Regions from separate parts of the Homo sapiens genome. Here region 1 is linked to region 2. The links are chromatin loops, found by intact Hi-C in ENCODE. Cell type or tissue: PC-3. All regions are shown on one strand. Each heading gives the region's core, and the rest is flanking DNA. Links, peaks and the distances in the headings are about the cores only. Region 1 overlaps FBXL17 (F-box and leucine rich repeat protein 17). Region 2 overlaps FBXL17 (F-box and leucine rich repeat protein 17).

What was found. A loop is a pair of places that touch in the nucleus more often than their neighbours do. Peaks named below come from ENCODE experiments on the same cell type or tissue, not always from the same donor. Only the 100,000 strongest peaks of a DNase experiment are listed, where the experiment ranks them.
Region 1: it touches region 2 in a loop (4-fold over the local background); 1 of 110 quality-filtered maps calls a loop at or near these places.

The regions. Positions count from the first base shown.
Region 1 is chr5:107,967,411-107,971,809 of GRCh38, reverse strand. All of the region lies in intron 7 of FBXL17 (F-box and leucine rich repeat protein 17), which reads left to right. Among named protein-coding and RNA genes, the nearest start is that of EFNA5, 300 kb to the right of the region's middle. In PC-3, for the core only: no CTCF peak of the experiment used is centred there; DNase peaks (open chromatin) are centred at 2,629 and 3,129; H3K4me3 peaks cover 1,039 bases; H3K27ac peaks cover 2,296 bases.
Region 2 is chr5:107,867,264-107,871,662 of GRCh38, reverse strand. All of the region lies in intron 8 of FBXL17 (F-box and leucine rich repeat protein 17), which reads left to right. Among named protein-coding and RNA genes, the nearest start is that of EFNA5, 200 kb to the right of the region's middle. In PC-3, for the core only: no CTCF peak of the experiment used is centred there; a DNase peak (open chromatin) is centred at 1,782; H3K4me3 peaks cover 477 bases; H3K27ac peaks cover 1,717 bases.

The sequences.
Region 1 (4,399 bases), core at 273-4,272, 100 kb before region 2:
TGGGAAGTGAGCCCAGTATGCTCTAAAATGCCAATAATCATGTGAACTTTTTGTTCCTACCTAACAGGCTATATACTAGCAGTAGACATGAAAACGTTTGTTTCACTTTATCAACTAAAATGTTAGTGATTCTGTCCTCTGCCCTTTGTTTGCTCTTTAATAAAACAATGAAACCTAATTTACGGTCAGTTCTGTTATAAAGTGACAAAATCATCACACCACGCACCAAATTGTAGCTTATGAGAAAAGAGAATCAGGGGCGAACACTCAAGAACTTTATCAGGAACACATACAATTTTTAAAGGATGGGGACCTCATAAAAAATAGCATAGTTTTACACGTATTAAGTGGTTAAGAAATACATGCTAATACCACAGAACTACATATATACTACAATCAATGTGGCAGTGCGCCTTGAAAAAGACCTTAAGTTTACGTGTGGAAGTTGGCATCAGAAGGTTATGGTGACATGCTGGAAGTAGAACTATTTGAAATCCCATGTAAAAATGTACCAGCAGATGTGGAGGGGTGTGCTCATACGTAACACAGAATGAGATAGCTGGTAGAAGTTTAAGATGTGTGCTTGTGTGTGCTTTGTGAATTTCATCTCCCCAGCCCAGTTCTGCCTGGTGAAGTTTTCCATGTTGAACTGGTGTTTTCCAGAAAGAAACGGTAAGCAAATGTAATTTGCATTATGCTCAAATTGTTCCCTCATATATCAATCCTTTTGGAATAAATTTGTGACTTCAAAACATGTTTTATAGAAGAACTGACTGTACATTGTTGCAAATTAAGTTTATAATTTTTTACCTCACTTCTGAAATTTCTAGCATACTGTGTCTAGATTCTGTCGGGCATATCATAATTTTACATAAATCCAATTTTCTACTTAACTGACGCTCACATAAGCAACTTCCATTTCTTCCAGAGCAACATTTTTCTCTGGGCTTTTCTAACACGGGGAGCACCTGCAGGGAACTTGGCAAAACAGGTGAAGGCCGTGGGAGCACAGGTAGTTTTTCTTGCCGTCAGAGCCTCCATACCTACAGCAATCCTTGGGGAGGTGTGGTAACAAGGGCAGCAGGTCTTTTTCCACTCTGGCAAGATAAATGGCCAACGTTTCAAAGGAAAAATCACAGGAAAGTGGGACTTTGGCCATGATCAGCCTCTACTACCAGGCACGCAGAGAGAGCCATGCATGCAGGAGCAAAGTTTTGCCTTCTAGTAGAGTTGATAGGTCTAAAGAACAGGCCTTTTCTTTCTGCTCTTATTTTTGGCTTTGATCATAGATTCTGGCCTAAGGGATAGAAGAAAACCGCACTAGACGAAATTAAAGTTAAGGGCAGAAGCGGTAGCAGCTGTGGGGTTGGGTAGTGTCCCTCAGTGGGCACCTGTCCTTTTTCTGAAATATTTTTCCCACAGAAAATATATAAGGGGATGTTTTGCTGTATATGCAATGTGGTGGTCATTTTTTTTCATCTAATTCAAGTGTTTCTGCAAGTAGTGCAGCTCTCAGTTATATTACCTAAGGCAGGAGAGAAGAGAGTTTTGAACTTGCGTTTGGTAACAAAGAGAACCATCACAGGTCCTCTTGTTCATGCTGAGCCCTAGAGTCTCCAGCCCAGAAAGGGAGTGGAAAGTTCTATCTGCCCAACTCCCAAATTAAACAGCCATTACATAAAAAATGGGGAGCTGAAGGGTTAACACACACCAGATGATACAATCCTTACATAGCCTGAAGCAAACATTCAGCTGACAAAAATGTTATTGTATGTTCTCTTTTGAAAGCCTTAAGATATGCTTGGGTTAATTAGATTTCTAAATATGCAAATATGCCCTAGTGAGGTTTTTCTGAAATGCATCATTTTAAAATTATGTAGCATGGCATTAGTGTTCAAAATACTGAATTGTAAGATGATGCCTGAATAGCTTACTAACATATCATATAAATTCATAATTGATCAAACCCATGTATTCCCCACTGTCCACATTATACTGTTCAAATTGGGTTAGAAAGTTTTATGGAAATTAGGTTCTCTAGTATGCTTTAGGGGAAGATCAAGCAGTAGTTTAAATTGCAGCCGTAGTTCTTGAAAAATGCCAATTCCCTTGTCTAATATCAGTGTTTCCAGTGTGCTCAGTTTAGGCAACATGAGGCTTCTACAGTCCTGAGACTGTGGATCACCTGAAGGAAATTAGAAGAACACAAACTTTGACCTTAAGGGGAAAAAATATTTTAACAAGGGCATCTGAATTGACTTAACTTTGTTCACCTGCTTCTGCCAGTGAATAATTTTGGGATTTCAACTTCTAAATAGTTTTTTTTTGAAATATGAAGAAAGATATCTTTATTTGGGTGTTCTATATAAATGGGTTTCTGGTTAATTGAAATGTTTAGGCTGTATCCATTAAACAATAATGAGTCATTTTTTCTGGAAACTTTTCTAAAATGCATTGCATTTTTCAGAGATTTGTTAAAGAGTGTATACTAAAGTGTACTAATCATAAACGAACAATTTCTGTGTGAGTCAAATGTGCCATGTCCACAGTACCCCATGCGGTATGGAAAGCTATTTATCCATGCTTTCAATGACCTAGACCACGGTGTTGACAGCCTTTTCTGCAAAAGGTCAGATAGTAAATGTTTTAAGTTTTCCGGGCCACCTAGTCTCTGCTGCTGCCACTCCACTGTGTCATTGCACTGGGAAGGCAGCCATAAACAATATATAAGTGATGAACATGGCTGATTTCCAGTAAAACTTTGTCATCAAACAGGCAGTAGGTTGAATTTGGCCTGCAGGCTGTGGTTTGACAACCTCCAAGTTATGCTTGGGTAATTTTGGGGAGTTCTTTCTTTCTTGGGTTTTTTTGGGGGGTCATCATGGCCATTTTTGATGTTTTAGTGTTCTTGTATTCCTACTTTTAGCAGTATATCCTTTCTGTTTACTTACTTTGATGTGCTTTATACTACAAGGAAAAAAACTAGCTTATCAGAATTGTTTCTAAAATAAGAGCCACTAGACTCCAAGCAAGGTTCATAAGGCTTTCCTATAAAGAAAGTACAGAGTGCATTTGATATGGCATTCCTTCTCAGTGCTTATTCAGAGGCAATTTTTATTTATTTTTGGATTATTCACCTAATTGTTGGCATGTAAACTAAGTTTTATATTAAAATAATTTTGTTATGATTCATTAGGTTTTTGTAATGATTCATCACATTCACTTAAAAGTAAGAACAAAATTTTCAACTACATTTTCATGGGCATAGTTTAGTGTTTCTCATCCCATGTTTTCCATATTTATGAATGGTTTAGCAAGAGTAACAGATGTGTCTACTCTAAAAGAAGAGACTAAATTGCCTTTTACAAATGAGAAGAAATTGCCCTGCCCTCACCATGATCAGTGTACTAGAATATTTTATGCTTACATCTCGGTTTACTTTATATACATAAGTAAACTTCTTTTTTTGAATTTTCAGGAACTCTTTAATCTGCACACACAGCTTAGTTGTTGAGAGCACTGGATCTGTGTTCAAATCCTAGCTCTATCACTTATAGCTGTGTCATATTAGACAAGTTACATAACTTTTCTGAAAAAAAGAGCTCTTCATCTGAAAATAGGGACTCCAAGGATACCCACCTGAGAGCATTGTTTTCTGTTTCTTTGATGCTGTTGCCCTTGTTACTCTATTCCTCCTCCTTTCTGCCAGTGACACTCACATCAAGTCTAGTTTTAAAACTTAACACATAATCAAAACATCATATTTATACCTTTAAATATGTACAGTTTTGTCCGTTATACCTTAGTATAACTGGAATAGCTTTTTTAAGCTGAAAAAATAATGTGCTATTTTCAATACCACCCTGTTAAAGCCAGTTTATCATTGAAGCAGATAATAACTAACATTAGATAAAATTATTTGTCCCACCTTAAAGTAGGTGACCACATGATACATGGAATATAGGAAGTTAGTATTTGTAACATAAAAAGCTGCATCCAATTACAGAAATTTTTTTTACCCTTTTTGCTATTACATCATTAAATATTTAAGCTGTAATTTACATCTAATTTGGGATGCATACTAGGTAAAATATTGAAAATGTTGTTTTTTTCCTATTCTTTTTTTTTTATTATACTTTAAGTTCTAGGGTACATGTGCATAATGTGCAGGTTTGTTACATATGTATACATGCACCGTGTTGGTGTGCTGCACCCATTAACTTGTTGTTTACATTAGGTATATCTCCTAATGCTATCCCTCCCCCCTCCCCCCACCTCATGACAGGACCTGGTGTGTGATGTTCCCCTTCCTGTATCCAAGTGTTCTCATTGTTCAGTTCCCACCTATGAGTGAAAATGTTGTTTTAAACGGGTCCTAAAATATAGACTGCCAGCTCTC
Region 2 (4,399 bases), core at 148-4,147:
ATGTTCTGGTTCTCATCTGCACCACACGTGCATATGCATAGATTTGAGCATGGCCAAGTCCATGGCCAGTGGTTTGTGGCCTTAGAGCGGCCAACACATGGTTGTGTACCTGGAGCTTGCATGCACTTGGCTGGAAACATCTTTCTCAGTGGAGGATAGCTTGGTGATACAGGGAATGAAAATGTCACTAATTTTTCTCTCTGACAGTCTGGTTGTTGGACTTCCTGTCACACTAATCTTTAATTAGAGGCTTCAGGTTAGCAAGCCCCAATTCTCACTTAACACTGCAGGCGTTTCTGTGATCCCCATCCTCCCAAGTTCTTTGCTGCTTTCTCACTGTGCTAATTCAAGTGAATAGAAGCAGTGCTAGTGTTAACAGGCAACACACATTTCATGAAAAAGAGACAGCATGAAGCCAGGCCTGTTGTGATATTGACAGAGCATAGCACTTCCAATCATTACAGATTCTGAAATGGAATGACTGCGTTTGACAAAGTTGACTGAATTTATGAGCCTGCCTCTGTCAGGTTCATTGCATTCTCAGTATCTGTCTTACTGTATACTTTGAGATTTTTAGATGAGGTTTTTTTTTTTTTTTTTTTTTTGCCGCCCAAGAGTAATATTTCTTACCTCTGTATGAAAAACGCATCCTTAAAGACCCCAGGCTACCGGTATGAGGTTCATGCATGAAGCGTTGTATGGATGTTCTGTGGTCAGCTTATTCCCATATTTAGCAGGTCGCTTTTAGGCTCCAGTAACATAGTCAACTTTTCTTCTTAAAATTTCTTATCTTAAAATTGTATTAACCCAGCACTTTGGGGAGGCTGAGGCGGGTAGATCACGAGGTCAGGAGATTGAGACCATCCTGGTTAATACAGTGAAACCCCATCCCTACTAAAAATACAAAAAAGTAGCTGAGCATGGTGGCACGCGCCTGTAGTCCCAGCTACTTGGGAGGCTGAGGCAGGAGAATCACTTGGACCCAGGAGGCGGAGGTTGCAGTGAGCTGAGATGGAGCTGCTGCACTCCAGCCTGGGTGACAGCAAGACTCCATCTCAAAAAAAAAAAAAAGGTATTAAATACCTAATCGTGAGTACCCTCTCCTTCCATATCATGGGTTTTCCACTGAGGAAGCACTAGGTCCATGTGAGAACTGGGGATAGAATTTTTTTTCCTTCCCCTTAGCTGTTGGGAAGATCAGATGGAAGCCACCTTTGGCTTTGCCTAATTAGAGATCTAAGACTTGATGCTGAAGAAGAGGAAGCCAGTCCATTTTTACCACTTTCAAAGAATACACATTTTGTTTCAGACAGTGGTGAATATTTGAAAAAAGAAGGGCTAATAAGCTATAGTAGCAACAGTTCCTTTTCCCCAGAACCTCTAGCTCAGAGGTGTCATGTCATGGGAAGTGGGCAGGTGCTTAGTTCAGACCTTGCCTTCAGATCCCCAAGAACAGAAATCACCTGTGCCTTCTAGGAGCTTTTCAGTCGGTGGCTTTAAACCAGTAGTTCTCACCTGATCTATGTTTTGGACTCTCCTGGTAGCTTTACAAATATTGATGCCTGGCTCCCTCTCCACCAAGACTCCGATATAACTGCTCTAGGATATGGCCTGGGCATTGGGATTTTTAAAAGATCTTCAGGTAATTCTAATGAGCAGTTGGGTTGACAACCACTTTATTCTTGTTTGTATCTTGCTTGCCATTGTAGACACAGTTTAATTCATCCCATGTCAGTAAACATTTATCATAAGTTTGCTATGTATGAGTCACTGTAGGGTTTATGGCAGAAGGCCTTGGTTTGTCTGAGAAAGGAAGAGGGAAGGAAGGGAATGTGAAGCTGATCACACGAGAGAACAAAGGATCCAAGTGCTAAGGTAGGAAGTTTAGCCTCTCCACTGAAGAGAAAGAGGTGAGAGATTGAAAAGCGGCACTGGATTCCTAGTTCCCTGCTCTCACCACAGCAAACCTCAGCAGAATGTGGCATGTCACCCAAACAGGGACATGCGAAGTCCTGCTGCAAAGGGAGAGAGATAGAATTATAAAAATCTACACAGGCCAGCAGAGAGCAGGCACATGTTGTCAGCTGTGCAGGATCCTGGAAAAATCAATATATCATCTGCTCTTTTTTTCTTTTCTTAGTGTCCTATTTAAAATATTTTAAACTGCACTTAGATGACTCACCTCATTTACATGCAAATTTGGGGTGTTACTAAAATTCACATTACCCTGATTTCATCCTTTTTAATATGTGCCCATCTTAGAGTCTGTGGGTACCAGCTGAAAGCACATTAAGGTCCGTTTGAATATGCATTGTTCACGATGACTTTTGCTGGCACCTGGTGAATACCAGGTTCCATGGATATCTGCTACAGTTTCCCAGAGAGCCAAGAAACGCGGAGAGAAGCAGGCTCCAGAGGCGTATTGTCCCAGAGACAACACTCTGCCTCTGGGCCACCAGGAGTCAGCCTCTGGGGCTGTTAGCAGTCATTGACATTGCCCAGGGAGTCTGTGAAGAGTGACAGACCAGTGTGAAGTCCCAAGCCCTGAATTAGGAGGCAGGCGCTGAGTGTGCTATTTGTGATGCCTTCACAGATATACTGTGGGCACTTTACTTTTCCCACCTGCAAATAAAGGGGTCCATCTTCTTCACCCCTCTCTTTCTCAAAGCAGAGCTATTTCACACAAGAACTTACTGCAGGTATACACTTGAGTTTGTTGGATGGGGTGGGAGAAACATTGCATAGCTTACAAATGATGAGTTGTTTTATTCTAGCTCATGAGCTGGTTTCCTTTCTTCTCTGAAAAATATGTGCATATTTTGTGCATGTGGTACACAGGCTGACACCTCTTTGTCCTTCAGAAGTCCACTGAAATATCACTTCATTTGGAAAGCCCTTTCCAGCCCTCAAGGAACAGGTCAGGTGCCTACTGCAGGCTTCCTTCTGCAGCAACCTGCACTTCCCTAGAAAGCACTTCTTGGGCTTCGCTGTTGGTGGTGTCATTGTTCCTCCCCTGCTAGGTTATAAGCTACAAGAGGGCAGGGACCATATCTGGCTTGCAGGCCATCCTACCTCCGTAACAAGGGAAAGTGTTTTTATGGGTGAGAGACGGGAAAGGAAGCAGTGCCCCTTTCTGGCGTAGTCACGGATGGCCTATCCAAAGGCCCGTGGTCAGGCCTGCAGCTTCATCGCATTTCCATCATGCTTCAAAGTCTCATGCAACCCACAGCTCCACAACAGACTGTTCTGCAGGCCAAGTGAGATCCATTATAATTTACATTTAGAGCACCCATTTTGAAAACATTATCAAGGACTTTGAAATGTATTTATATGCAAACTGCAATCTCTTTTATGTTCAGTAAAAAAACGAATGTCAGTAAACATTTTACAGGGCAGGAGATCAGCCAGGCCCCAGTCTGACACTTTCCACACCACACCATCTTACCTAAGGGGCCAGGCAATGTGGTACAGTGCAAAGAGCACTGTGTGCTGGGGTCCTGAATTCAAATTCTAGCTACCATTTGCTAGCTGTGTGAAATAGGAATTCCATCTGAGTAGGGGTATTCATGCTTAGATGTCTGGGAAATAATAGATGTTCACTGAATATTATTCCTTTCCTGTCTTCCCCGTCCTTACCTGAACAGAGACATACTTTTATTTTGCCTTGGTTATTTGAGTAAAATATTAACAAATTGTTTTCAAGTATTTTGCCAAAATAAACCATGCTGAAGAGAAGCGTTTGATTGTCTCTTAACACACGAAAGCCTAATACTACGTGTTTAGCAGTGGGAGCATGGAGCAGTTTTGGTGGCAGAATTTCTCCTTATCTGAGATTGCCATTTATTGCATGCTCCTGAGGCACCAGATACTAAACACTACCATGACAGCAGAACCAACCAAAAAAAGATAGACCTTCACATTCCCACTTGCCACCACATAGGGGTGAAGGCATACCAACTCCCAAAGCCCAAGAAATCAGAAGATAGGAATGGCATTGCTTTGAGTCAGGAGACCTGTCCACAATTTATTCTTTGCCATCAGATAACTATGACATTAAAAGGGAGCTTAAATGTCACAAAATTTCCAAATGGTCTGCCCTCCTGGGCCTGCCATCCTGAGCAGGCTGCTGATGCTGTAAACACCAGAGTCAAATCCTCTGAACTGTGTGGGGTTTTGCCAAGTTTTGGAAACCGACTCACGTCCAGGATCATTAGCATGCCTTTTAGTCTACACACTTGGTTTAAGAATGATCTCCAGTATGGAGGGTTGCCATCAGGTTATCCAAAGTGTAGCTTAGTTATTTTCCAAGTACTCCCTGACAGCCACATGACCCAGCAAAACTTGTTAAACTACCATCATGAGCTGCTTTGGTCTCCTGTGCAAAATTATTAGAAACTCT